Linked DNA regions of Homo sapiens: region 2 is linked to region 1. Evidence: chromatin loops called from intact Hi-C (ENCODE). Cell type or tissue: Calu3. All regions are shown on one strand. Each heading gives the region's core, and the rest is flanking DNA. Links, peaks and the distances in the headings are about the cores only. Region 1 holds the start of LINC01897 (long intergenic non-protein coding RNA 1897). Region 2 has its middle 78 kb from the start of ATP8B1.

Region 1 (16,755 bases), core at 5,456-10,455:
TCCACCATGTTGGCCAGGCTGGGTGTTTTTGTCTCTTAAGGTATTCTCCTGTATCTTTATCTACAGTTTGCTTTTCAGATTTAGGCTTTTAATATAGCTGGAATTGATTTCTGTATGTGATAGGGACCCCACTTTACTTTTTCATATGGATAGCTGATTCTCCCAGGCCATTTATTGAACAGGCCATCCGTTCTCTAAGGATTTGTAATTCCATCTCTGCTGCTGACCAAGTTCCCCATATGAGTGAAATCATCTCTCTATTCTCTTTCATTAGTTCTATATTCCTGACGCTTTTCTCTTTCTTATGAATTTTTAAATTTGGCTTGTCAAATCCAGCAAAAATCCTGTGGAAATTATTATTAGAACTCAATTTAATATACAATTGAGTTTGGAAGAGTATCCTTCTTTATGAAGTTCTGTTGTCTCATACATGAACAAACCACATCTTCACTGATTCAGGCTTTCTTGTTTCAGTTAATGATGGGCATAATTCTTTTCATTATGGTCTTGTTCATTTTTGTTTGAGATTTATTCCGAGGTACCTTACAGTTTTGTTGCTATTGTCAACAGCATTATCTTAAAATTATATTTTCTAATCAATTACCATTAATCTCTGTGAATCCTATTAACTTTAAATTTAATTTTTAGTTTTATCACAGTGGTACATGAACATAACTTAAAGAATCAAGTAGGCTTATAACCAAAACACTCCTCTTCCTTATCTCCTTTTCTAATAGTTCTCAACCAGGGGTGATTTTGCCTTCCCCAATCCCCTGCCCGGACATTTGTAATGTCTGGAGACATTTTTGATTGTCACGACTGGGAGTAGGGGACATACTGCCATATAATTGACAGAGGCCAAAGATAGGACAGCCCCCCCACTACAAAGATTTATCCACTTTAAAATATTGATAGCAGCAAAGTTGAGAAATCTTGTTCTATTCCATTCTCCCAAAGGTAATAATCAATCACTCTTCTAGCTTTTTCTTTGGGTATTTAACCTCCATATTTCTAAATTATTTTTAAAACTACAACTTTCAATTTTTTCTCATTTTTTTTTTTGGTTTGTTTGATTTATTTATTTATTTAGAGATGGAGTCTCACTCTGTCGCTCAGGCTGGAGTGCAGTGGAGTGATCTTGGCTCACTGCAACCTCCACCTCCTGGGTTCAAGTAATTCTCTGCCTCAGCCTCCTGAGTACCTGGGATTACAGGCACCTGCCACCAAGCCCAGCTAATTTTAGTATTTTTAGTAGAGACAGGGTTTCACCATCTTGGCCAGGCTGGTCTTGAACTCCTCCTGACCTTGTGATCCACCTGCCTCGGCCTCCCAAAGTGCTGGGATTACAGGCATGAGCCACCACACCCAGCCTTGTTTTATTTTAAAAGTAGCTGTTTATCCTCAAATTTCTGCCAGGGATGAAATCTCCCAATATGTTGAAACACATCAAATAAATGATCATTTGCATTTGTTTTGTACACATCCTCCATCCTCTTGCCTGCGCTCTAGGTCTGCTGTAGAGATGTTGATCTGGGACAAACCTTCACCATAACCCCGGGAATTTGTTTCTCTTCTTCCCCATGTTGGATTACCCATTTGCTGAATCCCATGTCTGCACTTTGGTGATTTCTTCTTTCATTTTGCTGGGGCAGAAGCTTCAATGTTTTCACAAGAGACATATTTCCTGACTCCTGGATTATCTGAAATTTTTTTATTCTACAGTGTTAAATCAAGTTTAGACTAAAACTGCCTTCTTACGTATTTTAAATTCAGCCTAAAGGTTTCTCCATACGTGGTGATCTATAGCCTAACTGTAAGTATAAACAGACTGTAATCTACTCTTGTGCCAATCACTGAGTTTTGGCCAATCAACTGTGGCCAACTATTCAAACTGTGTTCAAGTAAGACAAACATAGAGCTGTAACCAGCTTGGCTGTTTCTGTACCTCACTTCCGTTTTCTGTAATTCACTTTCCTTTTTTCTGTCTATAAATCCTCTTCCACTACGTGGCTGTGCTGGAGTCTCTGAGCCCACCCTGGCTCCGGAGGCTGCCCAATTTGCGAATTGTTCTTTGCTCAATTAAACTCTTTTAAATTTTATTCTGCTGAAGTTTTTCTGTTAACAACACTCACTATCAATTAAGATAGATAATTTGGCTGCATATAAAATTCTGAATTGGGAATGATTTCCTTTAGAATTTCAGAGGCTTTGCTTCATTGTCTTCTGACTTCCAGTACTGCTGAGGAGAAGTCTGATGGCCTCATGTTTCCCAGTGCTTTATATATCACTTTGTTTCCTCTTTGGAAGATTTCTGGGGTCTTTACTTGATCACACAGGTACTGCAAGTTCACTATTCTAGCTCTTGAAGTGGATCTTTCTCATTTATTGTGCTGAGCACAGGGCAGCCCCATTCAATCTGGAAATTCATATTCTTCAGTCTAAAAATATTTTTCTTCTTCCATTTTTTAAATTAGTTGTCTCTGATAGCTTACTTTCCTTCTGGAACTTATATTTTTCAGATCAAATACTCTTGTTTTTGTATCATGAGCCCCTTCTCACAATAATATTCTTAGATGCACAAAATAAAATGCATAGGATTACAAAGACAAACACTTTCTTTTGAGGTACAGTTGACACAACATTAAGAAATAAATTTTTAAAAATAAAAATAAAAAAGAAATAAATTCATTATAGAGTTATATATGTTTTTAAATAATAAGACAATAGCAAATTTAATAAACTACCATTTTTAAATAAAGTTGAATGCAAACTAATTTTAAGATATCTGTAACAACCGCAATAGGATTGTAAAATACCTATGATTTCTATTGGTGACAAAGTTGCAGTAAAGTTGTGCTTTGTTGCTTACATATTTACTTACTGTTTTGTTTGTTTGTTTGTTTTTGTTTTTTAAGATGGAGTCTCATTCTGTCGCCTAGGCTGGAGTGCAATGGTGAGATCTCGGTTCACTGCAACCTCCCCTGCCCCGGGTTCAAGTGATTCTTCTGCCTCAGTCTCCCAAGTAGCTGGGATTACTGGCATATGCCACCAAACCTGGCTTATTTTTAGTAGAGATGGGGTTTCACCACGTTGGCCAGGCTGGTTTCAAACTTCTGACCTCAAGTGATCTACACACCTTGGCCTCCCAATGTGCTGGGATTACACGCATGACCCACCGCGCCCAGCTTACTTATTTTTATTTATTGTTTAGAGACAGGGTCTTGTTCTGTCTCCCAGGCTGAAGTGCAGTGGTGGCATTTTAGCTCACTGCAGCCTTGAACTCCTGGGCTCAAGTGACCCTTCCGCCTCAGGCTCCCAAGTACCTGGGACTACAAGGACAGCACCACGCCTGACTAATGTTTTTATGTTTTGTAGAGATGAGGTCTTGCTATGTTGCCCAGGGTGGTCTTGAACTCCTGGGCTCAAGGGATCCTTCCACCTCAGCCTCCCAAAGTGTTGGTATTATAAGCATGAGCTGCCACACATGGCTGCCTGGACATTTAAAAGAGGAAATGTTGTATATTTGTTAGAGGTTAGGGAAAATAAAGATGTATTATTTTACCATATGGGTTTATGAACGAACTCATTCCACAGACCTTTTAGGAGTCTGGGGACCCCAGGTTAAGAATGCCTAATTCAGATGTTAGATCTCTTAAATGGATCCTCTAATTTTGTTACATTTTTCCCTATTTTTGTCTTTGTCCTTTTTTTTCTGATTTCCAGGAAATGACTTTTATTTTATTCTCCAATACTTTGCTTGAAGTTTTTAAAATTATATTTTTAATTTCTAACAATTCTTTTTTTGTTGTTTTCAAAATGTTCCTTATGTTTAGCGTCCCTGACCTTGCTTCATATACACAACATCCTTTCTTATCTTCTGAAGATATGAATGAAAGTGAAAGGTTTGTTTTATTTGTTTGTTTGCATTTTCTTCTGCTCCTTACATCATCTCTTTCATTATAATTACTTCCCACTATTTGGTTATTAGGGATCATGAGTTTAAAATGATCAATTGTACAACTTTTACTGACTGTACCCATTATTTCTCCCACAATTTTTATAATGCTGGCAGGTTTTTTAAAAAGTCAGCTACAATTTACATAAAATAAAGCGCATAAATATTCAGCATATAGCTCAATGAATTGTAAAAATCAAGGTATAGGCTGGGCACGCCTGTAATCCCAGCAAGTTGGAAGGCCAAAGTGGGAGGATCACTTGAGTCCAAGAGTTTGAAGCCAGCCTGGGCAACATAGCAAGACCCTGTCTCTACAAAAAATTTAAAAATAATAATAATTAGCCAGATGATGTGGTGCATGCCTGTAGTCCCAACTACTTGGGAGGCTGAAGCCAGAGAGTCGCTTGAACTCAGGAGATCGAGGTTGCAGTAAGCTGTGATCGTGCCACTGCTCTCCATCCTAAATGAGACCCTGTCTCCCAAAAAGAAAAAAATAAAATAAAAATAAAAGGATATACAACATTTACATTATTCCACAGATTTCCTGTAATCCAGGATATACAACATTTACATTACTCCACAGACTTCCTGTAATCCATCCCAACAAATATTTCCCTTCTAAGTATAACCCCTGTGTTGACACCATGAATTCATTTTGTCTGTTCTTGAACTTTGTATAAATGAAATAATGGAGTATTGATGTGCACTTTTGGGTCTGGCTTTTTCATTCAGCATTTCTGCAAAATTTGTTCATATTAATTCACCTATCAGTCTTTTTGTGTACTTTTTGCTAAGTAATATTTTATTGTATGAATATATCACAAGTTATTTTTCCATTCACCTATTAATATTACACCTGTCTTGTTTCTGGGTTTTAGCCACTATGAATAAAACTGCTGTGAACCTTCTCATACATATTTGTAATTGTTTCTAGAGTTTTAATTCCACCTTTTTAAAACCTGAAAGATAATTTTTAAAACAATGATTTTCTGAACTATTTTATTGATGTCTGTCTACACAATTGTGTGTTGTGTCCCACACTGTTGTTTTGGGTTCACATTATTCTCTGCTGACGTGTCTCCTTTAATAGGGAATATTGGTGGCTGGTGCATTCCTGCTGTCTTAGTTTTGTCTTCCTTCTTGAATAATAACTTGAAAAATCATTTATATTACCCTCAACACTGTGAAGATACCACCTCATGGTCTTCTAGCTTCTGTTATTGCTGATGAGAAATATATGGGGCTGTTTAATTCCTATTCCCTTTTAGCTAATCTGACTGCTATTTCTCTCTGGTAGCTTCTAAGATTTTCTCTCTGGAATTTTTATTCAGCTGTTTCATTATGTTATTTCTAGGTGTGGTTTTATTTTTATTTAACCTTCTGGCATGGGGAGAATACTTTTGATCTAAGGACATATTTGTGGTGATGGAACATTCTCAGCCATCTTCTCCTCAAATATTTCTTGTTATTTCTTTTCACAATTCTCTTCATTATTCCCTTTATTGCCTGATAAAATTTCTATTAGGTATGTAAGTTCTTCATTTATTACTCTGTAGATCTTAAATATATATATATATTAAATAGTTTAATATTTTATTACTGCAATCATGTAGAATGAATTTATCTTTTGACTGTTGATTTTGTTGGATGCCTTTCTTAATTGTTTTTGTATGTTTTAGAATTTTGGCTTATTTCTCCCTCTCTCTCTCTCTCTCTCTCTCTCTCTCCCTCTCCCTCTCCCTCTCTCATTTCCCCTCACTCCCCTTTCACAGTTGACTTCACCACAGGCCCAGGTCTTGTATTGAGGACAAGGAAATACTGCCCCATAATGCTGTTGAGAATATTTAAGAGCAGTCAGGAAACCCTTTGTAGCTTGGCTTTATTGCAGCAAGTGTGTATGTGCTATTTATACTGGCCTATTTTTATATTTTTGTTTTGTTTTTATATTTTCATGTGTTTTTATATGTTTTTATGTTTTGTTATATTGCAGCAAAGAGGAGGACCTGAACTTCCAAGGCCAACTTGACTGGAAACCCTCTAGTCTTTAATCCATAGAAACCTGACTTCTGTGCCCCCCATGCCTAGAAAACTACTTTTAAAAAGAACATTAGTGGTCACCACGTTGGTAAAGTATTAATAAATAAACATGTTTTAGTTCTAATCATACTTGGCTTTTGGCATGCTTCCTGACTACACTGCATCCCCCCAAATGCTCTGTTATCTTGGCTCCCACAATAGCACACACTTTTTATTTTTAAAAGGTTGTAAAATACACAAAACATAAAACTTATTATCATAACCATCTTTAAGTGCACAGACCAGTGGCATTCCGTACATCCCCACTGCTGTGTGGCCATAACCCATCACCACCATGTGTCTCCAGAACTCTTTTTATCTTGCAAAATTGAAACTCAATACCTGTTAAACCACAATTCCCCATTCCCTGCTGCCCCCTGCCTCTGGCAGCCACCATTCTACTTTCTGTTTCTTTTTTCCAAGACTGGGTCTCCCTCTGTTGCTCATGCTGAAGTGCAGTGGTGTGATCACAGCTCACTGCAACCTCGAACAATCCTCCTGCCTCAAGCAATCCTTCTGCCTCAGCTTCCTGAGTAGCTGAGACTACAGGCATGCACTACTACACCTGGCTAAGGTTTTTAGTTTTTTTTTTTTGGCAGAGATGGGGGTCTCACTATGTTGCCTAGGCTGGTCTTGAACTCTTGGCCTCAAGTGATTCTCAACCTTGATCTCCCAAAGTGCTGGGATTACAGGCATGAGCCACCGCAACTGGTGTCTACTTTCTGTGAGTTTGACTATTCTAGATGTCTCCTATGAGTGGACTTATACAGTATTTGTCCTTTTGTGACTGGCTTTTCACTTAGTGTAATGTCCTCAAGGCTCACCTGTGTGATAACACATCTTTCTACTGACTTCTTTCCAGTCCCCCTGCTGACTTCTTTCTAGTCCCCTCTTTGTTCATCCATGTCTTCATATTGGTCTTCCTCAGCGTTCCCTCCCGGACCCTGTTCTGTCTTCATCATCCCTACCCCTGGGTAATCTTCACTCTCATGGTGTCAGTTACCATCTCCATGGAGGGAATGGGCCTGTGTTTCTAGCCCAGACCTCTCCCCTAGCTCCAAGCTTTGCATCTCCAATTGTCTGTAGGACACTTTTTCTTGAATGGTTTGTAGGCACCTCCAGATCAGCATGTCCCAAGTTCAATTCCTCATATCTTTTTTCCCCCATAAATAAACTACTCCTTCTCTAGGTTTCCTATCTCATTAATTGACACCACCATCTACTCCAACCCAATCTACAAATAAAGATGTCATCTGTGACTCCTTTCTGCCTCCCTTCCCATCCCCTCCAGAGTAAGCCAGTCAATTCCCATTTCATAAACATCCCTGCATCTAACCCATTCTCTCCAAATCTATTGCATATAACCTACAACAGACTACCACTTTTCTAGCCTGAAAAACAGCCTTCCACCTGGCTTCTGTGCCTCCAAATCTTACGCCTCCCTAATTTATTCTCCAAACTGATACTTCTCAAATGCAAATCTGTAATTCTTTTCTGCTTAAAACCTTCAGTGGCTTCTCATTGCCTTTGACAAAATAGCCAAACTTCTCGGCCTGGCTCCTCTCGGCCAACCACGAACCCATCTGCAATTCGTGTTCCAAAAATGAAACACCCTAAAACAATGAAGTCCACTATTTCTTTCCGGGGTCAAGAGAAGAGCTTAGAAGACAAATTCTAGGAGATGATGCCCTCATTCCTTTAGGAAGGCAAACAATTGGATGATAACTAATTAGCATACATGTACTGGTAAAGTCAGCACGTGACCTGGTGAGCTGGCACCAAGATGAGCTGGTGAGCTGGCACCACGGGGCCTGTGGTGCCTTACACATGAACACGCAGCCTGACAGGAGCTGCAGTCTTAGGTATGATGTGAGAAGGATTGCCCCCTTCTGGCTGTGATTCTGAATGTCCCTGAGTTTTTCTGTTCCCTAGCATGATTAACTCACTGGGACATCTTTATTAGAGCTGGATCCATGGTTACAGTTTATAAAGCAATGAGAACAAATTTGAAATATTAATAATGTCCATTCCAGGAAAAAAAAATTAACCACTTTAAGAATCGGAGGGGGAGGGAAGTAATTTTCTACCTCATTGCATGGGTTTGGAGTATAGCTGAGAGCTATTTGGTATGAATACAAGGGGAAGGTTTGTGGAAGATATTTCAGAATGATTCGATGATGAGGCAGCCTGGCTGAGGCTCTGGAGAGCTGGTTTAAAGATGAAAACAAAATGAAAAAAGAAAAATTATTTTTACATAATCTTTTTTTAAAATGGGGATTTTAAAACAGCAAAGTTTTGGGGTGTTTTTTGTTTGTTTGTTTTGTTTTGCCTGGTTTTAGGTTACCTATTCCTTTTAGAAGCTGTAGAAAGATTTTTACCCTGGAGAGGCTCAAATGCAAAGCTAGATCAAATTTTCTATAATTTCGAGGTATCTGTGGCGTCTTTGGAGCTGTTTTATAAATTCACAGGACTCATGAGCTTCAGGTTAAGAACCTCTGTCTGGGAGTTCAGTGAGAAATAAAAGGATGGAGTCTATTTGGGGAGGATCATAAACACTTTTTTTTTTCTTTCAAAGACAGGGTCTTTCTCTGTTGCCCAGGCTGGAGTGCAGTGGCATGATCATAGTTCACTGTAGCCTCACCTCCTGAGCTCAAGTGAGTCTCCTGCCTCAGCCTCCCAAGTAGTTAGATTACATGCATACACCACCATGCCTAGCTAATTATTTTTAATTTTTTTTGTAGATATAGGGTCTCACTATATTGCCCAGGCTGGTCTCAAACTCCTGGGCTCAAGTGGTCCTCCTGCCTTGGCCTCCCAAGCTGCTGGGATTATAGGCATGAGCCACCGTGCCTGGCCCATAAACACTTTTTAAGAGTAAAGCTAAGCCAAACAACCGAGAAAGGACACAAACATGAATTTTTAATGTAGGGATTGCAGCCAAGAGGACAATAGCAGCTGTCCCAGAGTGTCATGAAGATGTTTGCAGAGTATCTCCCAAATGGGAGGCTGATTATATTTAAATTACAAAGGTTTTGCTCTTTTTGGTTAAAAAAACTTCATGCCTTGAATTTGGTTACCAGCTCAGAAAGGTAGGATGAGCTGGGGTGGGAAATGAAACATTGAGAAGTTTGGCCGAGCACGGTGGCTCACACCTGTAATCCCAACGCTTTGGGAGGCCAATGTGGGCAGATCGCCTGACCTCAGGAGTTCAAGATCAGCCTGGCCAACATGGAAAAGCCCCGTCTCTACTAAAAACACAAAAATTAGCCAGGTGTGGTGGCACATGCCTGTAGTCCCAGCTACTCAGAAGGCTGAGGCAGGAGAATCACTTTAATCCAGGAGGCAGAGGTTGCAGTGAGCTGAGATAACGCCACTGCATCCCAGCCTAGGCGACAGAGCAAGACTGTATCTCAAAAAAAAGAAAGAAAGAGAGAAAGAAAGAAAGAGAGCAAGATTGAGAAGTTAAATTCAACTATTCTTACAGGAAAAGTCCAACACTTCCATTTACTTATGGTTGTTGTAATGAAGTGTTGTAATGAAGACAGGACCACATTTGACAATAGATCCTAATATAATTAGGACTTCAATTAAGTAATGAAATGATTACCATTGCCTGGGGCACTTATGCTGGACAGAAAGATGATGCTGCATTGAAACATAATATGGGACAAAAAGAATTCTGGAAAATGTGACCTTCGGGTTTGACATATTTTGACATGCTTACCTTACAAAATTATTTTTCATGAATATTGATAAAATATTCACACCTCCTTTGTGGAAAAAGTCACTGCGATGAGCTTTCATGTGTGCAGTGTTCTTTAGCTAGGGGCATCAGCACACTTTTAGAGTCTAAGGGTTTTTCTTATCTTTCTTGCACCACGATTTCTGCATTTGTAAAAGAGGAACTCATAGAAGCTCAGGTTTGTAGGCAGCCTTGAAAAGTCACCTAATCAGTCTTTAGGCAAGTTCCCCGCAGAAGCAACTCTGACATCCTTGGATGATGCACCCAATCTCAATCAATCCACTGAGATTCTAGAACTGGAGATGTCCACTCTTAATATTGACTCAGGGTCTTCAAAAGATGTGCCAGTGCCCATAAGCTCTGTCCATGGGCGTCATTCTGATCTAACTGCTGCCTCACCTACTGCTTGTCTTCTCTTTGTGACTCCAGACTGAACTGTGATACTGGCCCTTGCACTTGACCTCCCCGAATACCAGCCCCTCTCCTTGTGTTATCTGGTGTCCTAATCAGGCCTTGACTATGAAACTCTTCTTGCCCACCAGTATCCCTTCAGCCCTTGCCATCTCAGTGCCCACCAGCCTGGCTTCCAGTTGCCAGCCCCTGCCTCTTTGCCTGGGATGTCCTCTGGCTGTCAGAGCCTGCTGTGCTCCAGCCTACATGGCACAAGTGCCAAGGAATCAATCACCCCAAGGAATCAATTAATCCCAGAGCACTGACGGGAGTGGTTGATAATTACCCCAGCCTCCTTACCTTTCCCAGGGAACCACTGTTAGGCACATGCTCTGTACTGTTTCCCAGAGTTCTCCAGCAGTATTAAGCTCCACTGGTATATACACTGGTGTCTTTTTAAATAAACTCACCCCTTGTTGCCTGCCCTCTCTTCCCTGTCTTACTTCCACATCACCCAATCTGTGTTTCCTTGGCTCGCCTCCAAGGATCCAAGTTTATTGCAATATTGTTTGCATAACAATAAATGCAATAAACTATCGAAATAAACTTGCATTCAAACTCTTATCTCAGAATTTTTCTCTGGGAACAAAAACTAAGACAGGAATCTCAGACTTACCATATTCAAAACAATCCTGAGCCCTTCTTTGCCCCTCTATCTTCCTTCCGTTCCACACATACCCACACCCTAACTCTTTCTTTCCCAGTTTTCCCCATCTTAGCTAATGCTCCAGCCAGCTCCCCAGTTGGGCAGGCTACAAACCTAGGAGTCATCTTTAGTTCTCTTTCCCTCTCATATCCTACATTCGACCTATCAGCAAGTCCTATTGGCTCTATCCCCTAAGATAAATCCTGAATTCAGCCACTCCTCATCAGCTTCACCGCCATAACCCTCATCCAAGTTACTGTAGCCTCATACCCTGACTGCTACAACTGTGCCCTGCTGTCTCCCCGCTGTACACTCACCCCTATGGCCCACATACAGCAGCCAGGGCAATCTTTGAAAGTATAAATAAATCCTGTTACTCTTCTGCTTAAAACCCTCAAAAAACTCCCCACTGCTACTAGAATAAATACTGAACTCATGGACAATCAGCTCCTGCCTTCTCTTCGCTCCCTGTCTTTTGTGACATTCCTAGTGATGGATTTGTATTTTTTCTTCCCATTGCTTGCACATGCCAAGCTAACTCTTGTTGTACTGTTGGGGTTTAGAAAATGATACCCCAGGCCAGGTGCAGTGGCTCATGCCTGTAATCCCAGCACTTTGGGAGGCTGAGATGGGAGGATTGCTTGAGCCTGGGAATTTGAAGCTGCAGTGAGTTGTTATGGGGCCACTGCACTCCAGCCTGGGCAACAGAGCAAGACCCTCTTCCTAAATGAAAAAAAAAAAGAAAAAAATAGATACCCCAAAATGTGTCAAATATGCCACTTTGGACTTCAAATTGAGTGCATCTGGGAAGCAGCAAATATGGTGGGGAGAGGAGGGTCTCCCTAAAGTTCCCCTATCTACCTAAATGCCAGATCCTCCAGAAGATATCCAATTATTGGGAATTCCTTCCCCAGATATCTCATCAACCGGATATCTTTGCAGGAAGAAGGACTAGAGTAGACTCCATAGCCAGAGCCCACGCTATTGCCTATTATTCAAGCCCATTCATCTCCCCTAAAAATCATTTGCTCTTCCTCTAAAATTGCCTATATCCTCCCTTCCCTCTCCCCTATGAAGAAGATATTTAAACTTCAACCATCTGGCCATTCTTTGAGTTTCACACGTTGTGTGGCTTATGTGCACTTGCATGTTAATAAATTTGTATGCCTTTTCTCCTGTTCGTCTGTCTAAAATCAAGTCTATTTCAGAGAGCAAACCTTCAGAGGGTGGATAGAAAGTTCCTTTTGTCCCAACATAGGGCTTTTGTATTTGCTGTTTCCTCTACCTGGAATACTTTTCCTTTCTATGTTTGTGTTTCGTTGCTATGGTTGCTATATCACAGTGCTGAGATTCCTCTGCAGAAATGAAGAACTTGTTCCCCTAGGTGCTCAAAGTGTTGCCGGCAGATAGCCCTCAGCTGTGAGCCGCCTTCTGGCATTGCCTCTGCCAAAGAGAGATGCCCCTCCCAAGGTCATGCTTCCTTTTTGGAGGAGCCACCATCCAATGACTGATTATCTCATGAGCAGGTGCCTGTCCCCTTGCCCCAACTCAGGGCAACTCTAAAAAGCTATCTCAGCTCCAGAGCCCCCTGCGGGGTCGGCTGAGGCCTTCATAGCTCAGCTTCTCCCTCTGCCCAATGCCACTTCCTTCCTCTCCATTCCATGGGCGCTGATCCCACAAGCACTCCCTGAGAACCTCCTGTGTGCTAATCTTCATTCCAGAGTCTGTTTCCTAAGGATCCCAATTGGTGATATTAATCACTGAAGGTTCAGTCCAATGTTAACCCTTCAAAAAGGGCTGACCACCCAATATAACATTGTATCCCATGGCTGAATGAAGACAAACACTCATGAAAACGTTACAGGACAGGATGAGACTGAAGTCACCATCTGAGAAGGGGTGCAGAGCACTAAGTGCAGTAGGAGACCACGAAAGGGAGACATCAGGGAGGTCAAAGGGCTCAGGGAATCTTCCTGGAAGGGCTTGGGCTTCCCATGGTCCTGGTGAATTCTGAGTTGAATGTTAAGGTTCTGGGCACTCTTCCCTCCTCTGGCTAGATGTCTAAAAACTAGAGGAGCATGATTTCAATCCTGCCCTTCAAGGGGAGCACGGATAGACACGTGAACAGCACTGGCCTTGGACTGATCCACTAATCAGTGACCACTGTCTCTTGATGGAAAGTGATATGTGACTTCACATCTTTTACTTGCTTGTTGGGGGAATCAATAAAAAGAAATATATGAAAGACTTTTTTTGTGTTTTGGAATCAAAGTGCTACAATAATGCAAGCTGAATGGGTGAAAAAACCAGGTGCTTGTGCCCTGGGGTATTGGCAGGAAGGCAGTGTAAGAAATGTTGTGCAGAGAAGGGCTCTCTGAGCATCCCGCGGGTGGAGCCATGAGGACTTTGTACAACACGTGCTGTAGAAGGGTTACTCTCAAACTCGATTCCTCTTCAGATGCAGCACACTTCCTGGCCACTTTTCTATGCTATTAATTTGTGTGTACCATCCTGAGAAATGCAAGCTCATTCAGCAACAGCCTGAGCAAAATATTTTTTAAAAGGGCACACCAGCCGGGTGCAGTGGCTCATGCCTGTAATCCCAGCACTTCGGGAGGCCAAGGCAGGCAGATCATGAAGTCAGGAGATAGAGACTATCCTGGCTAACACGGTGAAACCCTGTCTCTACTAGAAATACAAAAAGTTAGCCAGGCCTGGTGGCACACGCCTGTAATCCCAGCTACTCAGGAGGCTGAGGCAGGAGAATCGCCTGAACCTGGGAGGCGGAGGTTGCAGTGAGCCAAGATCACGCCACTGCACTCCAGCCTGGACAACACAAAGGATAAATGCTTGAGGGGATGTATGCCCCATCTTCCATGATGAGGTTATTATGCATTGCATGCCTGTATCAAAACATCTATGCACCCCATAAATATATACACCTACCATGTACCTGCAAAAATTAAAAATAAAAATTTTTTTTTTAAAAGAGCATACCAGCAGGGCACGGTGGCTCATGCCTGTAATCCCAACATTTTGGGAGGCTGAAGCAGGTGGATCACTTGAGGTCAGGAGTTTGAGACCAGCCTGGCCAACATGGTGAAATCCCATCTGCACTAAAAATACAAAAAATTAGCCAGGCATGGTGGCACTTGCCTGTAATCCCAGCTACTCGGGAGGCTGAGGCAGGAGAACCCAGGAGGCAGAGGTTGCAGTGAGCCAAGATTGTGCCATTGCACTCCAGCCTGGGCAACAGAGTGAAACTTTGTCTCAAAAAAAAGAAGGCACGTGAACTGTGGGAGGCTATCACATCATGCAATCCTAGCCTAAAGATAAATGATGAGTGAATTTCTATTATCAGCCACTGATTTGTATAATAATCGACTAATGAAAAGTGTTTGTTGGATACCTAAGTGTCCAAAATAGGTGAGTTATGGTATTGTTCTTCTCTATTACCACTAACAATTGAATAAATATTGATGACTCACGGATTATCTGATTATTTTACATGTGCATTTACTGAGTAATGGTGTCTCCTGTTGTAGAGGGTTCATTTCCATAGTCTGGCATAGAATATACTGAGAATGCACAGGAACCCACTCTAGATTTTAACCTGTGACCCATAGGCCCCACACAATCTCGTGGCCCTGACACCATAAGACCTTTAGATACAAGAACTGGGCTCAAAAGAGTCTTACGTTGAAAATGAAAATGCACTGTTGCATAAAGAAATGCTCACTGGGCATCTTAGAGCATTCCCATAGGCATTCAGTGGGGCTAGGTTGCACAACATGCTTAGCTAAGCCTGGAAATTTGCTTTTACCAGACAAAATAAGCGCCTTTCCAACTGCCCTCGCAGCTTCGGCAGGAGGGCAGCCTCCTTACCACGCTGCCGCAGCCCACAAAGCACTCAGCTCCAAAGTGTTTCCAAGTTGTTGCTGGCAGAGCTGCCTACCTGGACCCAAAAGCCAAGGAATGCATTTTCTCCCACATGTCCTAAAGCAAATGAATTACTAATAACAGGGCTGGGTTTCAGGTCTCGAAGTGCTTTCTCCAGCATTCTGAGCCCTACCGCAGTGTAAGAATGTTGCAAGGAACTAAGAACTTTATTTTTCCAAATAAGATTTCCTTTCCACAAATTAAACGACTCAGTAGCAGTTGTTTTGACAGAGCTTTAGTCCAGAATGCTGCTGAGGTATTTATACCATGCTCTGCTTAACAAGAGGGCAAGAGGCACCCTGAAGTCTCTCTTCTCAGACGTCACTGACCTAGCCCAGAACTTAAACCTGGAACAGGTAGATGTCCAGGGAACACAGCGTGGAGAGGAGGAAGAGGAGGTTGTTTTTACAGCCTTATAATGACAGGGCACTCTCTGCTCAGGCTCAAGTCCAAATGACATAACCTTTTCATTCAACATAGATAATGAAATGAAACAGATACTTCCAAATGATGTGTGAAAATAAATATTATCTTGGGCAGATCTGGTTTTATACATGGAAGAGGGAACGCAAATTCATAGTGGACCCTTTACGTTCTGGGATTTGAAAAATTCAAATATATCAATACTCAGATATATGTTAATATATCATCTCCCCTGGCTGCAAAGTCTCTGCTCCAACTCTCAGAACTCCCAGCTGTGAAAGCTTTGGACCATGTCTGGCCACTTTGGTAGCTTCTGTTTGGTGTTTCTGCCTCCTAGGGGGGTGATGGGGAAAGGGTGTCATCTGAAGGCACTCTTAGAGTTTGCAGAAACACCTAAGGAACTGTTGTGTGGAAGAGGTACCAGGTCTTATTTGAATTGTTTAGAAGACAGAGCCTCTTTTCTTGCTTAGTAATATACCTGATGGATGAGATCATAGTGATGGTGTTGACATAGCAAAGGGAAAAAAAAATGTGTCCATCAGAAGCGGGACGAGCTAACAGAGGGCCTAGAGAAAGCTAGCATCAGGAGAAGTGTGGATACCATGCCAGTCTGAACCCAGCACCACCCCAGAGGTGTGCCCTTCCATGAAGCATCTGGGTGTGCCACTGGGAAGCAACTTCTCTGTTGTGGAAATAAACATATTTAGTAAAAAGATCTGATGCCATTAAGCACTCAGTTCCCGTAGCTCATTTGTTTTTAGTTTTGGTTTGCCTGTCACGGACCATGCACTCTTCATCATGACTTGAGTATTTTTAGACATAAGTCATTTTATTTGTCATCATGAATTATGAGTTACCAAGGAAGTTCACCATCAGTCTCCATAGGATTGGCTAATTATAAGGACTCCCCTAAGAACTGGACCTCACGCTACCGAGAAAACCAGGGATTGAAGATTTCCATGCTGAAGACTCTAACCTGGACGATGGTGAATTCATCACGATGATATTGTTGGGAAGTACTTTTGCATGTCAGCAAGAAAAATTGTCTCACAACACTCCTGCATTGCTGAGCCTCAAGTAAACATCATGTCTGCACCTTAAAGATGGGGAAACTGAGGCAGTGAGCTGTTAGTAACTTGCCCCAGTAATACCCTACTAAGTGCTGGATCCAGGATTCAGGTAGGGGACAGGTGACTCCAAAGTCTAGCTCTTGCACTGTAACAGGCTTACCCTTGTAGCTCTGCCATGGGAAACTGTTACCTCCTCCTCTAACCTGGCCTTACTCATCTTTCTACTCCTATACGTAGCACAGTGTCCAACAGAAAGCGGGCCCTCACATGTTTTGAATAAATGAACAATGAATGACATTTCTGTGTTCTGGCTTCACAACCTCCCAGTATTTGACCCTAGCTAACACCCTAGGCTTTGGTTATCTTACTCATGTCATGGAGATGCTCATGCCTGCCCACATCCTCAAAGTGTTATTTAAGGAATCTAATGAACTTGGGCTTGTGTGCCTACTTT
Region 2 (16,755 bases), core at 5,801-10,800, 78 kb after region 1:
CAATTCACACTTTATTTTATAACAAATTCTGGTTTCTTAGGCTGTGTGTTCTGACAACTTGGTATAAGAGTTCCTGGCATCCTCTGATTCACTGTGGCTTTCCATTTTCTATGATGTTTAATATCTTTATTCTGAAGCTTAAGAACGGTGACACAGGAAAGGGGCAATTTGAATTCATTAATAATAATCACTATAATGTAACCACAACCACTAACACTTACATGGTACTTATTACACACCAGGTCCCATCCTGAGCACCTTAAATATATTAACTCATTTAATCTTCATGACATGGCCATGAAGTAGGAACTATTCCAATTATCCCCATTTTAAAGGTAAGGAAACAAGTGTAGGGGAGTTAAGTAATTTGCAAGAAGCAGAGATAGGATTTGATTCCAGGCAACTGACAGTGACAGGAGGCAGCCAAATGCCTTGGCAGATAGGGGAGGGTCCCCGGTGAAACCCCACCTTCAAGCCAAAAACAGCCTGAAGGTTGAAAGACTGGATGAAACCCACGTCCCAGAGTGAGAACTTCTGTTCCTGTTTGCCCACCCTTTCCCAATTTATTCTTTCTGAATGATGACTTTTAACCAATCGAATATTGCCTTTTTCAATACTACCTACAGCCTGCCCTTCCCCTATTCTGAACCCATAAAAGCCCCAGACTTAGCCATATTAGGGGGGACATTCCTGCCTTTGGGTAGGGGGACCACTCCCACATCCCCTTTCTGCTGAAAGCTGTTTCATCACTCAATAAAACTCCCCACTTTGCTCTCTTTTTAATTGTCAGTGCATCCTCATTCTTCTTGGGCATGGGACAGGAACTTGGGAACCAGTGTGCAAGCCACACTCAGCCCAGGTGGGCCAAATGGGTGGTCCCATCTGGAGATGGTCCCATCTCCTGTAGCAGGTAGCGTGGTTGAGTGAGGCCCAAGTGGTGTGTCACTGGCTGAAGACCCCTGGCTTGCAAAGTGACCTAGAAAAAAATCCAGCTTAGCAACTGGGTTCCACTGTCCCCACCCTTAATCCACACCATCCTGCCTAGAGTGTGGGCCTGCTGATGACCAAGGGACCCTGGGCGAGTTGTCCATTTCCCAGGCTTTGGCATACTCATCTGTGACATGAAGAACAGGCCAGGTGCTGTATGACCACTTCCAGCTCTGATGTACAGGAGACAGCATTTCAAGGCAATGACACAGTATATGGACATGGCTCTATGTCCACACCCACAAGCCAGCAAAGAACCCTAAATTCACCTAATAGAGGAGCTCCTTACTCTGTTTTCTGAGCTCTCCATGCATTAAAATGACCTTATTTGATTCAGAAATCCATTCCTGGGTGTGGCTGTCTCTTCATAGAAATTACAATTAATTTCCCCTCATTTATTCCTGAGTGCAGCTGGGAAAACCAGGGGTCAGCATGTAGCAAAATACACTCTGCAACCGAAAAGTCATTTATTAGCATTCTTTAACTTCCTTTTGACTAAATAAACCATTAATCACATCCTTGAGATTCATTTATTTACTCACCAACACATTTATTGAATGCTGTTAGTGTAGCAGGCACCATGTTAGCCTGTGTCTCTGTTTAGGTTTTGGTAAAATCTGACTTGGGCGGCCACATTAGGGCTATGCTACCTGCTGTAAAACCTCCATAGTTCAAAGGTTTAAGAGATAAAAGTTTATTTCTTGTTCAGCTAAAGTATAAAACTGGTTCTGACCCAGGTTCTTTCCCTCTTGTGGCACTCGCTCCCTGGGGCATAGGAGGTATTTGCATGCAGCTCCTTGATGGGAAATGAGCAGGAGAAGAGAAGGTGCACCTTTCTCCTACTTACCTTTGCCCCAGAAGTCACGTGCAGCCCTTCTACTCATTGGTTACACTGCTGGAAACCTAGATGCAAGATCTGAGTGGGTAGATGGGGGTGGGGTGCTGAGAAATGTCACCCCAGCCTGGCAGCTTCTTCCCAGAGGAGAGCTTCTCTCTTGGGGGGCAGCTTCTGTGAAAGCTATTCAGTGGCTGATTTGTGGCACGCATACCAGAATGCACCCAGCAGGGCCTGCTGGACTCTCCAGTGAAGTTGCCCTGGGCTGGTGGGCAGGAATGCCCTGTCCGTGACACTGATGTGCACAACAGCTCCTTGGCAACTCTTCTTTGGAAATTACTTTTCAAGCAATTTGGAAGCAAAAGTTCTTTCTTTGTCAATCCCTCAGTGGTGACAATCTGCATTCTTTCTGGGCTGATTTAATTGTTGCAGATAGTCACAAGTCATTCAGAGTTAAGACTGGAACATGAAACGAGTGCGGAGTGCTCAGTAATGTTGTTTTGAATCAAAGTCAAAATGTACCACTAAGTGAAGGGATTGATTCTCTCCGGTTCCTGCCGCATGGACTCTGAGATGAGCCGAGCCCCAGCACTGTTTTGAGTAAGGGTAGGACTGTTTGATTAAGGCAGCAAAAGGAAGAACACCATTTTCTAAATATTAAATACGTAGTCCAGGACAAGTCTCCAGACCCTTTCTGGACTTGTTTCTTCATCTGTAAATTGGGAGATGGGTGTGGACTAGATCATCCCTTGCCTTCCTTGGAGCCCTGACATGCCAGATTCTAAGGATCAAGTTTTCTAAGGAGACTGCTTTGAATCCCACCTCTCATCTGCATAGGTCACTGCTGGAGGATTTGGTTTCAATACAACCTCATTTTTGTGAAAACTCAGCCTCATATTTTCAGTTATTTACACATTGTATTTTCTAGAATCAGAGGAGCCCAGGCTGGAAAACCATTCATCAAACAATTTGGAAGCAAAAGTTCCTTCTTCATAAATCCCTCAGTGTTGGCAATATGCATTCTCTGTGGACAGATTTAATTCTTGCAAATGGGTCCTAGCTCTGCCACCACACATGAACCAGGACAAGCCTCAGAACCTCTGCTTCCTCAAATATGACCTGGAAAAATCATAGCCCCCTCCCCGTGGAAATGGTGTGAACTCACAAGTCAGAAAACGCAGTGTCTGGGCATGGTGCCTGGCATGAGAAAGCACCAATAGATACGCACCATTGGGATTGGGCTATCTTGACCATTACTATCAGGTGTTCCACTCCCGGACCTGCTCCATGGTACCCCTGTTGGTGATCTGGGGGATGGGTGGACCCTCTGGCACTATCCCTCTTTGGATCGTACTGTTTTCAAAGAAAAGTCATAATAATAGCGGGGCAGTTCTACTCCCCGCTCCCAGCTTGTATCCTTGGGTCATGTCATACAAAAGCAGTCAGGCCCCTCTTCTATGAGGCAGCCCTCAAACGCAGAATGCCAGCTAGAAACATCTCACTCCAGGATCCTCACACTTGTACTTTCTGCAATTGTTCCTCTTATAAAAATGAATTCCTGTTTTTTCCCCCCCAACAATTCTGACTCCTCCTCCTTGAAAAGGAACCAGCTTGTCTTTATTTCCTTTAAAATGGGACACAGCCATGCATGGTGGTTCACGCCTATAATCCCAGCACTTTGGGAAACCAAGGCAAGAGGGTTGCTCGAGACCAGGAGTTCAAGATCAGCTTGGGCAACATAGTGAGATCTCATCTCTACAAAAATTCAAAAAAATTAGCCAGGCATGGTGGCGCACACCTGTGGTCTCAGCTACTCGGGAGGCTGAGGTGTGGGCCCTGGAAGTCAAGGCTATAGTGAGCTATGATTGCACCACTGCACTCCAGCCTGGGCAACAGTGTGAGACCCTGTCTCAAAAAATAAAAATAAAAAATAAATAAAATGGGACATATGGAATGAAGCTGTAGGTGAGACTGGGCCTGAGTCCAGCAGAGGGGGAATGTCACAACTGCACACTGAATCACTTGAGAAGCTTTAAAATCTCTGATACCCAGGCCACACCCAGCCCGTTTACATCAGATTCCCCAGGGATTTGACATCAGTATTTTTAAATCTTCTAGGTGATTTCCATGTGCAGCCAAAGTTGAGAATCACTGTTATAGATGCTTATTCCTGTTAATGTGGTATAAAATTACAATCAACACTAAAGTCAATATTGAGTCATATTTAGTCTACTGTTAAAAAACAAAACAAAACACCATGTCTCTTTTTACATGATAGAAAGCCATTGACTCTCTTTTTTTTTTTTAGAGATGAGGTCTCAATACGTTGCCCAGGCTGGTCTCAAACTTCTGAGCTCAAGCAATCCTCCTCCCTCAGCCTTCCAAAATGCTACGATTATAGGCGTGAGCCACTGCGCCCAGCTAGTTCCCAATTCTTTGTTGTTTTAATTACTTACATACAAATATTTTATACTTATAGAGATTAAATATTTTCTGGTTAAATTTGTCTCTTTCATATAACCCAGACTGAGCATGTTGGCTCATGCCTGTAATTCTAGCACTTTGGGAGGCCGAGATGGGTGGATCACCTGAGGTCAGGAGTTAGAGACCAGCCTGGCCAACATGGTGAAACCCCGTTTCTACTAAAAATACAAAAATTAGGTAGGCGTGGTGGTGACCTGTAGTCTCATCTACTTGGGAGGCTGAGGCAGGAGAATTGCTTGAACCTGGGAGGCAGAGGTGGCAGTGAGCTGAGATCGTGCCACTGCACTCCAGCCTGGGTAACAGAGCGAGACTCCATCTCAAATAGATAAATAAAATAAAATAAAATAAAAAATAAATAAATAGAATTTTAAAAGACATATAATCCAGAAGTCAACAAACTTTTTCTGAAAAGGGCCAAATAATAAATGTTTTAGGCTTTATAGGTCATGCAGTCTCTGTCTCAAGTAACCAATTCTTCCATTACAGCGCAAAGCAGCCATAGACATCCATGAACAAATGAAGGTAGATATGTTCCAATAAAACTTCGTTTATAAAAACAGGCAGCGAGCCAGATTCTCCCATAGGCTATAGTTTGTCAACCCCTGTGTAAGTGAGCAACTTTATTTTGGTTCACAGTTCTGTCATATAACACATCGGCTTCTACCTTCCTTTGCTCAACAAATCAGATAAGCAACTTTTCTTTGTTTCCATCTAAATCACTGATAAAACTGTTGAACAAGACAAATCACACCCATTAGGATGGCTATTTCACACCCAGTAGGATGGCTATTCTGAAAAAGAGAAAATAAGAAAACAATAAGTGTTGGCAAGGATGTGGAAAAATTAGAACCCTTGTGCATTGCTAGTGGGAATGCAGAATGGTGCAGTCACTGAGGAAAACAGTATGGTAGTTTCTCAAAAAAATTCAACACAGAATTATCAGGTGCTATATTTCTGGGTATACACCCAAAAGAATTGAAAGCAGGGACTGGAACAGATATTTGTATATTAATATTCTTTGCAGCATTACTCACAATAGCCAAAAGCCAGAAGCAACCCAAATGTCCATCAAAGAATGAATGGATAAACAAAATGTGGTGTATACTGCTATGATTTTGATGTGATTTATCCCTACCTAAAACTCATGTTGAAATTTGATTCCCAACATGGCAGTGTTGGGAGGTGGAGCCTAGTGGGAGGTGTTTGGTTCATGGGTCCCCATCGTCACGAATAGATTAATGTTGTCTCACTCACAGGTATGAGAGAGAGCTCTCACCTGCTCAGGAATGGATTAGCTCCTGGAAGTGGGAGTTCTTTTTTTTTTTTTTTTTTTTAGATGGAGTCTTGCTCTGTCACCTAGGCTGGAGTGCAATGGTGCGATCTCGGCTCACTGCAACCTCCAAGCGATCCTCCTGCCTTAGCCTCCTGAATAGCTGGGACTACAGGTGTGTGCCACCATGCCTGGCTAATTTTTGTTTTTTTGTATTTTTAGTAGAGATAGGGTTTCACCATATTGGCCAGGCTGCTCTTGAACTCCTGACCTCATGCTTCAGCCTCGCAAAGTGCTGAGATTACAGGCGTGAGCCACTGTGCCCGGCCTGGGAGTTCTTATAAAGTGATATCACTGCTCTTGTGATATTGAACACACCTGCTCCCGCTTTGACCTTCTGCCATGTTATAACACAGCATGGAAGCCATCACCAAAAATCAGCACCATGCCCTTGAACTTCCTGATCTGTAGAACTATGAGCTAAATAAACCTCTTTTTAGAATAAATTACCCAGAATCAGGTATTCTGTTATAACACTAAACACATTAAGACATACATACAGTGGAATACTATTCGCCTTAAAAATGAACAACCATTTTTTTTTTTTGCTTAAACAACAGAGACTTTTTTTTAAGTTTATGGATACATAATAGATGTACATATTTTTGGAGTACATGTCTATATACATTATATATTATATATACACATTATATGCAGTCATATAATGTGTAAAGATCAAATCAGGGTAATTGGCACATTCACCACTTTAAATATTTATCTTTTCTTTTTTTTTTTTTTTTTTTTTGAGATGGAGTCTCGTTCTGTCACCTAGGCTGGAGTGCAGTGGCAATCTTGGCTCACTGCAAGCTCCACCTCCCGGGTTCATGCCATTCTTCTACCTCAGCCTCCCGAGTAGCTGGGACTACAGGCACCGGCCACCAGGCCCAGCTAATTTTTTTGTATTTTTAGTAGAGACGGGGTTTCACCGTGTTAGCCAGGATGGCCTCGATCTCTTGACCTCGTGATCTGCCTGCCTCGGCCTCCCAAAGTGCTGGGATTACAGGCGTGAGCCACTGCAACAGGCCTTATCTTTTCTTTATGCTAGGAACACTTGAATTATTCTCTTACAGCTATTTTGAAATATACAACAGATTATTGTTAAGTATCATCACCCTACTGCTCTATTGAACACTAAGCCTTACTTCTTCTATTTAACTAAACATTCGTACCAATTAATCAACTTCTCTTCATCCCCATCTTTCTCCTACTCTTTCCAGCATTTGGTAACCACCAATCTACTCTCTGTCTTTATGACATCCAGGATTTTTAGTTCCCATATATGTGTAAGAACATGCCACACTTGCTTTTCTGTGCTTGGCTTATTTCACTGAACATAATGACCTCCAGTTCCTTCAATGTGGCTGCAAAGGACAGGATTTCTTTTTTTTATGGCTAATATCCCATTGTGTGGAATATATACAATATAAATAATAACTCCTTACATATATACCACATTTAGGAGTGACATTTTGATATATGCCACATGGATGAATCTTGAAGACATGCTGAGTGAAATCCCCCAGATTTAAAAAGACAAATATTGCATGATTCCCTTTATAAGGGGTACCTAGAATAGAAAAGGTAAATTCATAGAGTCAGAGACACAAAGTAGAACAGAAGTTACCAAGGACTGGGAGGAGAGGAGAATGGGGAGTTGTTGGTTTATGGGTACCGTGTTTCCATCTGAGAAGATGAAAAGGGTTTGTAGATAAACTGTAGTGATGGTTGCACAATAACGTGAATGTACACAGTGCCACAGAGCTGCACGTTTAAAAGGGGTTATTTTTATGTATATTTGACCACAATTAAAAACAATAAAAACCAAAAGAGCCTGAAGGCCAGCCTCCAAGGATCTCCCTCCAGCTGTCATCAATACCTGAGACCATACACTTCAAATACAATCACCAGCACAGAGCTGGTGATAGAAAATTGTGAATAAAAATAACTGAACCTGATGTCAGCTTCTCATCTATAGCATCTTTCCTATCATTCACAGGAGATCATAATAGATCTCATAAATGCTTTAGCATGTCTACTCACTTATTAGCTCATCGATTACTCTACCTGCTTTGTCACCTGTAGAGGAAGGAACTGAGTTTCACTTTGTCATTCTAGAAAAGATGAGTTGATGGAGGCCTCAGGACCTGCCCCGCAGCAGCACGCAGGCTGCACATCAGGGCGTGGTTAGGAGCTGCTGTGTCTCGGGTCACCTGCAGCTTCTTGACCTGAACACAGAGCTGAGGTCTGCTGGGGCCCCTCATGACATGTATACCAATCAGCAAGGCCCTGTTCTTCCATGATTTTGCTGACCTCTGTGCATACGTTGCAAAATGTTCACGACATAGCAGACCATTAAGACAGCTATGCAGGCAGTGAAGGGAGCTGTCCCTGTGGTGTGGCGCTCCCTCTCGTGGTGAATGAGGGAAAGTTCAGACAGACAAGAATTGCACACTTCCATCTGCGTTTGGCATTTTTGTAACACAGTTAAGTTTGTCCTGTAATTTTCATGTTGTAACTATAACTCTAATGAAGACTTTTGCCTGTTAATCTGGAAATAACTAGGCCTAAGATTAACCAGAAAGAAAGAGAGAGGGAGGGAGTGAGGAAGGAAGGAAAAAAAGAACAAAGAAAGAAAAGAGAATTTTTAAAAAAGAAAAATTATGATGTTTTTCTTCTTTTTAGTTTTCGGTTTCCAAGACAGTGTTCTATGGAGGTTAAAATTCTCTTATGACATAGATTTATTAAGGTACAAAATTAATTTCCTTTTGTTCCATATACCAGCCCCCTTTTATTATTATCCCACAAAATTCCATAATACAGTATTTCTTATATCACCACAAAGAAAAAGGGACCTTTCTTTTAATCTAAAATGGAGGCGTACCAGCCTGGGAAACATAGGGAGATTCCATCTCTACAGAAAATAATTTAAAAATTAGCTGGGCATGATGGTGTACACCTGTGGTCCCAGCTACTTGGGAGGCTGATATGGGAGGATCACTTCTGCCTGGGAGGTTGAGGCTGCAGTGAGCCATGATGGCACCACTGCACTCCAGCCTGGGTGACAGAGTGTGCCCCTGTCTAAACTAAAATATAAAATAAAGTAGAATAATAATATTAAAATTAAAATGGATAACTACAACAACAGATACCCTTTAAAGGCAGTTTTTCATCTAGACACCCTATAAAGGCTTGAGTATTTTTCTCTTAAAAAAAAAAAGTGACTGGGCCGGGTGGGGTGGCTCACATCTGTAATCCTAGCACTTTGGGAGGCCGAGGTGGGTGGATCACTTGAGGTCAGGAGTTCAAAACCAGTCTGACCAACACAGTGAAACCCTGTCTCTACTAAAAATACAAAAAAAATTAGCCGGGAATGGTGGTGGGTGCCTGTAATGCCAGGTACTCAGGAGGCTGAGGCAGGAGAATTGCTTGAACCCAGCAGGCAGAGGTTGCAGTGAACCAAGGTTGTGCCACTGCACTCCAGCCTGGGCAACAGAGCAAGACTCATCTGAAAAAAAAAAAAAAAGACTGACTCAATATTTTTTGAGGTCACAAACTTGAGAAATAATAAAAAACTATGGACCCCATCCCTTTTTATGCCCCTAACATGTCATAAACATACAAAAATGACAAAAAAAAACTGTGTTGCAAATTGTATACAAAAAAATTGTGTGAAGAAATGTACACATAATTCCAGGAGATTTAGCCTCCCTCGAATCCATTCATGGATCTTGAATTTCAGGATAAAAATCCAAAAGGGACCCAACATTCCCTTCAGAATGGAAGTGTGTGGAGCCCAGGAGACTGGAGCACACTCCTTTCCTCAGGTGCCTGTAGCCAGGCCTGAGTTGGAGATGGAATAAGGACTCTGCATGGGAGAGCAGCTTACTGTTGTTAAGGGAGCTTGGGGCTTTATCTCATGGTCCCTCACAACTACCTAGTGCAGTCAGTAGGGAAAGAACCACTCATTGTGGGTTGACAGTCACTAGGGGAAATGTTAGAGAAAGGCAGGCAGAAAACAAAGACTTTGTCACAAAAAGCAAACCGTTATAAAGTATTTGCCTCTCTCCTCAACATCCGTGAAGTCATCCATCTATTTTCTGAAGGCCATGGGAAAGGAAATTGTATCAGTCTGTTCTCATGCTGCTAATAAAGATATACCTGAGACTGCGTAATTTATAAAGAAAAAGAGGTTTAATGGGCTCACAGTTCCATGTGGTTGACGAGCCCTCACAATCATGGTGGAAGGGAAAGGAGCAAAGTCACATCTTACATGGTGGCAGGCAAAAGAGAGAGCATGTGCAGGGAAACTTCCCTTTATAAAACCATCAGATCTCATGAGACTTATTCACTATCATGAGAACAGCATGGGAAAAAACTGCCCTCATGATTCAATTACCTCCCACTGGGTCCCTCCTGTGACACGTGGGGATTATGGGAGCTACAGTTGGAGATTTGGGTGGGGACACAGCCAAACCATATCAGGAATAATGATAGAAATTGTCTTATCATGCCTGTAGGAACCAATGACATTCATTGAGACTATATCCTTTCAGTGTAGTCATTGAGCTATACTTACACACGTGTTTGTGGGGACAACTCTTTGAGAGGCTAGCAACTGAACACCAGGTCTTTCCCTAAACTAATGGGTGTGCTATCAGTTGGCAGGATATCCACCCTACCAACAGTATCATCATCTTTCCACCATCCCTAAGCATGCCCACGTCAACTCCAGCAGCTGGGACTGCCCCATGATGCCTTACTATGCTGTCCTGCAGTGACTGGTTATACATCTGTATTCCTCAGTGGTGCTCTAGCAAGGCAGAGACCACCCTACCATACTCCATGCATAGCACAGTACCTGACACACAATCTCATTTTCAAACTCTACTCAGGAAACTTCCATATTAGTCTACATTCTCCCAAGAAGCAGATGCCAAAAATATTAAAAGGGGAAGTGCCTCTGTGAGAAAAAAATTAGGGACGGAGTTGGGTAAATATGGCAGTGCTGCTGAACTGTGATACAAGTCTAACCATGAGTGAAGGAGAATGAGAGAGAAGGTTGGATGGAAGATTCTTAGAACACCATGCAGGGCCGGGCATGGGGGCTCACACCTGTAATCCAGCACTTTGGGAGGCAGATCACCTGAGGTCAGGAGTTTGAGACCAGCCTGGCCAACATGGTGAAACCCCATCTCTACTAAAAATACAAAATGTAACTTGGTGTGGTGGAGGATGCCTGTAATCCCAGCAGGAGGCTGAGGCAGAAGAATTGCTTGAAGCTGGGAGGTAGAGGTTGTAGTGAGCAGAGATCATGCCACTGCACTTCAGTCTGGGTGACAGAGTGAGACTCTGTTTCCAAAAACAAACAAACAAAGAAACAGAACATGCAGTCTAAAGAAGGCTCACCAAAGTCAGGTGATGGGGAGTTGGTGGTGGTCCTTGAGCCAAAGTCAACCATCTGAAGAGCGTGTGGCCCTGAATGAAGCTTAGGCCTTAGCATTCTTGCCACCCTCATTTGTTGGCTGAGAGCAGTGAATAGTCAGTGTGACCTTGGTTCAGACATGCAGTTGGAGTTCTGTGAGTTCATCTGTGTGGCCATCACGTCTTCTATCCTGCTAACTCATTGCAATTCTCCAGCTTCATTGTGATCACCAGTCTACTAATTTCACCACTTTTACCGGATCCATTGTTCCTCTGTGTCTTCATTTTTCTTCTAACCCTTGTTTTGGAGCCCTTCCCTAGAATGTCTGCATCGCAGGCACCCTGAACTCTGTGAGCCTTCTCTCAGGTGCCCACCTGGTCTAGTAGCCACTAGTAGATGTTTATTGCCATATCCTCCTTCCTCAAAGATCCCTCATTTTGTTCATGGCATTCACTGTCTTATCCTAAGCCATTAGTTCTCAAGCTTTGCCGTGCATCAGAATTGCTTGGGGGGCTTGTTAAAATACTGACTGTAGGGCCCCACCCCCCAGAATTTCTGATATAATAGATCTAGAGTGAGGCCCAAGAATTTGAATTTTAAACAAACAAGTTCCCAGGTGAGGCGGATGCTGCCGGTCCAAAAATCACACTTTGAGAACCACTGGTCTAAATCCATCCTAGAAATCCCTTGGTGCTTGCCAATGACTGATTCAGGAGGACCAGACTGAAGCCACCAGCACATGGCATTCCCATGGTAACTGTTAATGCCTGAAGGAAATGCCCTGTCTTCCCTGGCTGGTGAGAGCATGAGAGGGTTTCCCTCTCTTTTGCTCCACATGAATGAGGAAGCGGGTAGAGGTAGACTGACTGCCCCCAGCCACTGCATCACAAGAGCAGGGTGCAAGCCACGAGAAGCAGCCAATTCCATAGACAGCCAAGTAGAGGGAAAAAGAACCTGAGTCCTTGATGAACTCACGGGGCCACTGAATCAACAACCCTGGAGCTTGACCTACGTCTGAACCTTCTTTTAAGTTCAATAATTCATTTTCTTATTGTTGAAGGTGGCTTGAGAGAGGTTTTCTGTTACTCACAATGAAAAACATCCTAATTGATACACCTAGGAAACACCAAACCCTGATCTAGCTCTACTGTTTCTTGACTCTACCCACACCTAAACAGATGAATACTTTTAAAAAATCATACAAACCAATCCAACTTGGTTTACTTCAAAATTATGACCACAACTCTCACATGACACCTAGGAATGTCTGTCACTCCACTTACAATTCCTGAAAACATTCCCCTCTTACTTTCTGGGATGCTTATTCCACACTTCCTTAAAGACATATGAAATCTAATCATGTTTATCACCCTCACCTGCCCCCCCCACCACCCATCTCAGCCAACAGCATTGCCCAATATATCATAGAAAGGTGGACAGTCAAAAAAGAACCATTCCATCCCTACCATCGCATCTATCACCTTACCTGGGCTTGTACCTGCAAAATCCACCTTCTCTCTTGGTAGGGATGAAGGCCACTCCTCCACTTGTGCTTTGAGTTTCAATCTCCTTCTGCTCTCAAGAACTCTGCCCTTGCAAATATCCCCTTCATTCATGCCATATTGATTGTCCCCTCAACCAAATTATTCCCATTGGCAAATAAACATGATTTGATTTCATATGTCTTTAAAAAGTATTCTCTCTTGATTCACTCCAGCCACTCCCTCTTTTGCCTGCCCACTTTCCACCTCCCATGGGCTCTTGAACCCTCTCCAACTGAGCTTTTGCAGTGTCCACCATTCAATCAAAATGGCACTTCTTAGAGTTATTATCATACTACAGGGTGACCCATGTCAAAGACAGTTCTCCATCTTCACCTAACTAGATCTGCCAGCAGCGATAGACACACTTGAGTTCTCCTTCATTCTCAAAACACTTTCAGGCCCTGTGACTCTCCTCCCACCACACTGGCCTTTTTTCCTTGACTAATTCCTCTTTGGCTCCTCAACCTCTAAATATTGATGTTCTTGAGGACTTTTGTCTTCATCCTTCTCCTTCTCTATATCCACACTCCTCCTCTAAGTGATCTCTTCCAGTCCCAGGAAGATATAGAATTGACCACGGTCAAACTCATAGTTTCCTCTCTGGCAAGCACCAGACTGACATCCTACTGTCCACCAGATATCACCACTTGGATATCTGACAGACTTCTCAAATTTGGGGTCATATGTGAAGGGATTAAAAGACCTGGAACCGCACTAAACAAGCCAACAATCATTACAAATAATATGTAGCAATGACTTACATTGTCTATAAAAGCACATGGTTATCACACAATTTGCTTGAGCAAGCTCTACATATTGTGTGGTTGTTGAGTAGAACTGTTTGTTGACCTAAATGCACTTACTGATATACCCATGCAGTAAAATCCTTTTATGTTACAGGGAGCAGAAAATCTTTCTTTAGCATCAGTTTGATGAGATGCTGGATGTCTTACCTCTCACAGGCAGCAGGGGTTACCTACTTTTCACCCCATTGAAGGTCCAGTCCAGCTCTGTGGTCCAGTTGACAACCATCACCATAGCAACTTATATACTCATTTCTAGCAAGAATAAATAAATATGTCTTGAAGGGCAGGCTGTCACCATTCTACTTGATATTGATTCTGCTGCTCATGGACTTAAAAAAAGCTACCTTTTTTGTTTTGAAATAAGTGTAGCTGGCCGGGAACAATGACTCACGTCTGTAATCCCAACACTTTGCAAGACCGAGACGGGTGGATCACCTGAAGTCAGGAGTTCGAGACCAACCTGGAAAACATGGTGAAACCCCATCTCTACTAATAGTACAAAAAAATTAGCCAGGTTTGGTGGTGCATGCCTGTAAGTCCAGCTACTCGGGAGGCTGAGGCAGATAATTGCTTGACCCTGGGAGGTGGAGGTTGCAGTAGGCCGAGATCACTCCACTTCACTCCAGCCTGGGCGACAGAGCGAGACTCCATCTCAAAATAAATAAATAAATAAATAAATAAAATTAAAAAAAGAAAAAGAAAATGTCCTTCTAGTCCTACTTTTCTAATAGCCTTATTAATTTTTTTAAAATATTGTTGTAAGAACAAACATAGATCTATGGAACAGTATAGGAACTCAGGAATAGACCTATTTACATATTGAAACTTAATTTATGATAAAGAGGGGTCCATACAACAATGGGGAAATGATTATATGGTATACACTTTGAGGGAAACAAATTCACTGTATGGAGAAAAATGAATCTGGATCCCTAAATGAAAATACATGAAAAGGTGGATTTTAGATGGATTATTGGCTTGAACATGAAAGATAAAACCGCCAACTTAACAGAAGGAAATATAGAAAAATATATTTGTCACCTAAGGATGAAAAAAGACACTTTTAGCAAAACTTTAAGAGCATAAGCCACAAGGCAAAGATAAATATTTAAGATCAAAAAAGGATAATCATGGACAAAATTAATGAGAGATAACAGAACGGTCGAAGATATTTGCAATTCCTAAAACTGAGAAAAGGATTGTTTCCCTAGATACATGGACCCCCCCACAAATCAATGAGAAAATAAACTAGCAGTCCTTCTTTTTCCATGGTTGCTTATGCTTCAGGTGTCATAGCTAAGAAGCAATTACCTAATTCAAGGTTACAAATATTCATACCTGTTTTCTTCAAAAGGTTTTGTAGTTTCAGCTCTTTTATTTAGGTCTATGCTTCATTTTGAGTTTATTTAAAATGGCATAAGGAAGAAGTCCAACTTGATTCTTTTTGCATGTGGATAGCCAGTTGTCCCAACACCATTTGTTAAAAGCCTATTCTTTTCCCACTGGATTGTCTTGGTACAAATCAAATTCATAAATGTATGAATTTGGCCAGGCATGCTGGCTCTCACCTGTAATCCCAGCACTTTGGGAGGCCAAGGCAGGTGGATCACCTGAAGTCAGGAGTTTGAAACCAGCCTGGCCAACATGGTGAAACTCTGTTTCTACTAAAAATACAACAATTAGCCAGGCTTGGTCGTGGGTCCCTGTAATCCCAGCTACCTGGGAGGCTGAGGCAGGAGAATAGCTTGAACCTGGGAGGCAGAGGTTGCAGTGAGCTGAGATCACACCATTGCACTCCAGCCTGGGTGACAAGAATGAAACTCCATCTCAATAAATAAATAAATATGAATTTGCTTATGAATTCTCAACTCTATTCCATTGACCCATATGCCTATCCTTATGCTAGTACCACACTGTCTTGATAACTGTAACTTTGTAAGCTTTGAAATCTGAAGGTGTGAGTTTTCCAACTTTGTTTCTTTTTCAAGATTGCTTTGGCTATTCTGGATCCTTTGCATTTTTTATTAGTCCATTTTCACACTGCTACGAAGAACTGCCTGAGACTGGGGACTGGGTAATTTACAAAGGAAAGAGGTTTTTTGTTTTTTTTTATATACTTTAAGTTCTAGGGTACATGTGCACAACGTGCAGGTTTGTTACATATGTATACATGTGCCATGTTGGTGTGCTGCACCCATTAACTCGTCATTTACATTAGGTATATCTCCTAATGCTATCCCTCCCCACTCTCCCCACCTCATGACAGGCCCTGGTGTGTGATGTTCCCCTTCCTGTGTCCAAGAGTTCTCATTGTTCAATTCCCACCTATGAGTGAGAACATGCGGTGTTTGGTTTTTTGTCCTTGCTATAGTTTGCTGAGAATGATGGTTTCCAGCTTCATCCATTTCCCTACAAAGGACATGAACCCATACAAAGGAAGGAGTTTTCATTGACTCACAGTTCTGCATGGCTGGGGAGGCCTCAAGAAACTCATAATAATGGCATGAGGCAAAGGGGAAGCAAGACATCTTCACAAAGCAGCAGCAAGGAGAAGTGCTGAGTGAAGGGGGAAGAGCTCATTATAAAACCATCAAATCTTGTGAGAACTCATTCACTATCACAAGAATAGCAGGGGAGAAGCCACTCCCATGATTCAGTTACTGCCACCTGGTCTCTCCCTTGACACGTGGGGATTATGGGGATTACAATTCAAGATAAGATTTGGGTGGGGACACAAAGCCTAACCATATCACATTTTCATATGAATCTTAGACTCAGCTTGTCATTTTCTGCAAGGAAAAGAAAAAAACAGCCAACTGGAATTTTGAAAGGCATTGCATTGAATCTGTAGATCAATTTAGGGAGGATTGCCGTCTTAACAATATTGAGTCTTTCAATCCACAAATATGGGTTTCTTTCCATTTATTTAGGCCTTCTTTAATTTCTTTCTATGACGTGTTACAGTTTTCAATGTCCAAGTTATGCACTTCTTTTGTTAAATTTATCACTAAGTATATTATTCTTTTTTGATGCTATTGTAAATTAAATTGTTTCCTTAGTTTTATTTTTTTGAGTTATTTATTATTAATGTATAGCAATATATTTTCTTTTTGTGTATTGACCCTGTATCTTGTAACCCTGCTTAACTGTTTATTAGTTCTAATAAGTTCTTTTTTAGGTTTCTTAGGATTTTCTATATACAAAATCTTATTATCTGTAAATAGAGATCATTTTATTTCCTTTGTAATCTAGGTTCCTTTATTTATTTTTCTTGACCAAATGCCCTGACTAGAAACTTCAGTACAATGTTAAATAGAAGTGTTGAGAGTGGACATCCTGGTGTTATT

What was found. Hi-C counts contacts between places; a loop is a spot of excess contacts. Peaks named below come from ENCODE experiments on the same cell type or tissue, not always from the same donor. Only the 100,000 strongest peaks of a DNase experiment are listed, where the experiment ranks them.
Region 2: it touches region 1 in a loop (4-fold over the local background); 12 of 110 quality-filtered maps call a loop at or near these places.

What each region holds. Positions count from the first base shown.
Region 1 is chr18:57,950,597-57,967,351 of GRCh38, reverse strand. LINC01897 (long intergenic non-protein coding RNA 1897) reads left to right here and starts at 5,725. Exons shown (of 2, transcript XR_007066389.1): 1 at 5,725-5,850; 2 at 5,946-6,116. In Calu3, for the core only: no CTCF peak of the experiment used is centred there; a DNase peak (open chromatin) is centred at 7,861.
Region 2 is chr18:57,873,274-57,890,028 of GRCh38, reverse strand. No RefSeq gene overlaps it. Among named protein-coding and RNA genes, the nearest start is that of ATP8B1, 78 kb to the right of the region's middle. In Calu3, for the core only: a CTCF peak has its summit at 8,044 (motif pointing left); a DNase peak (open chromatin) is centred at 8,028.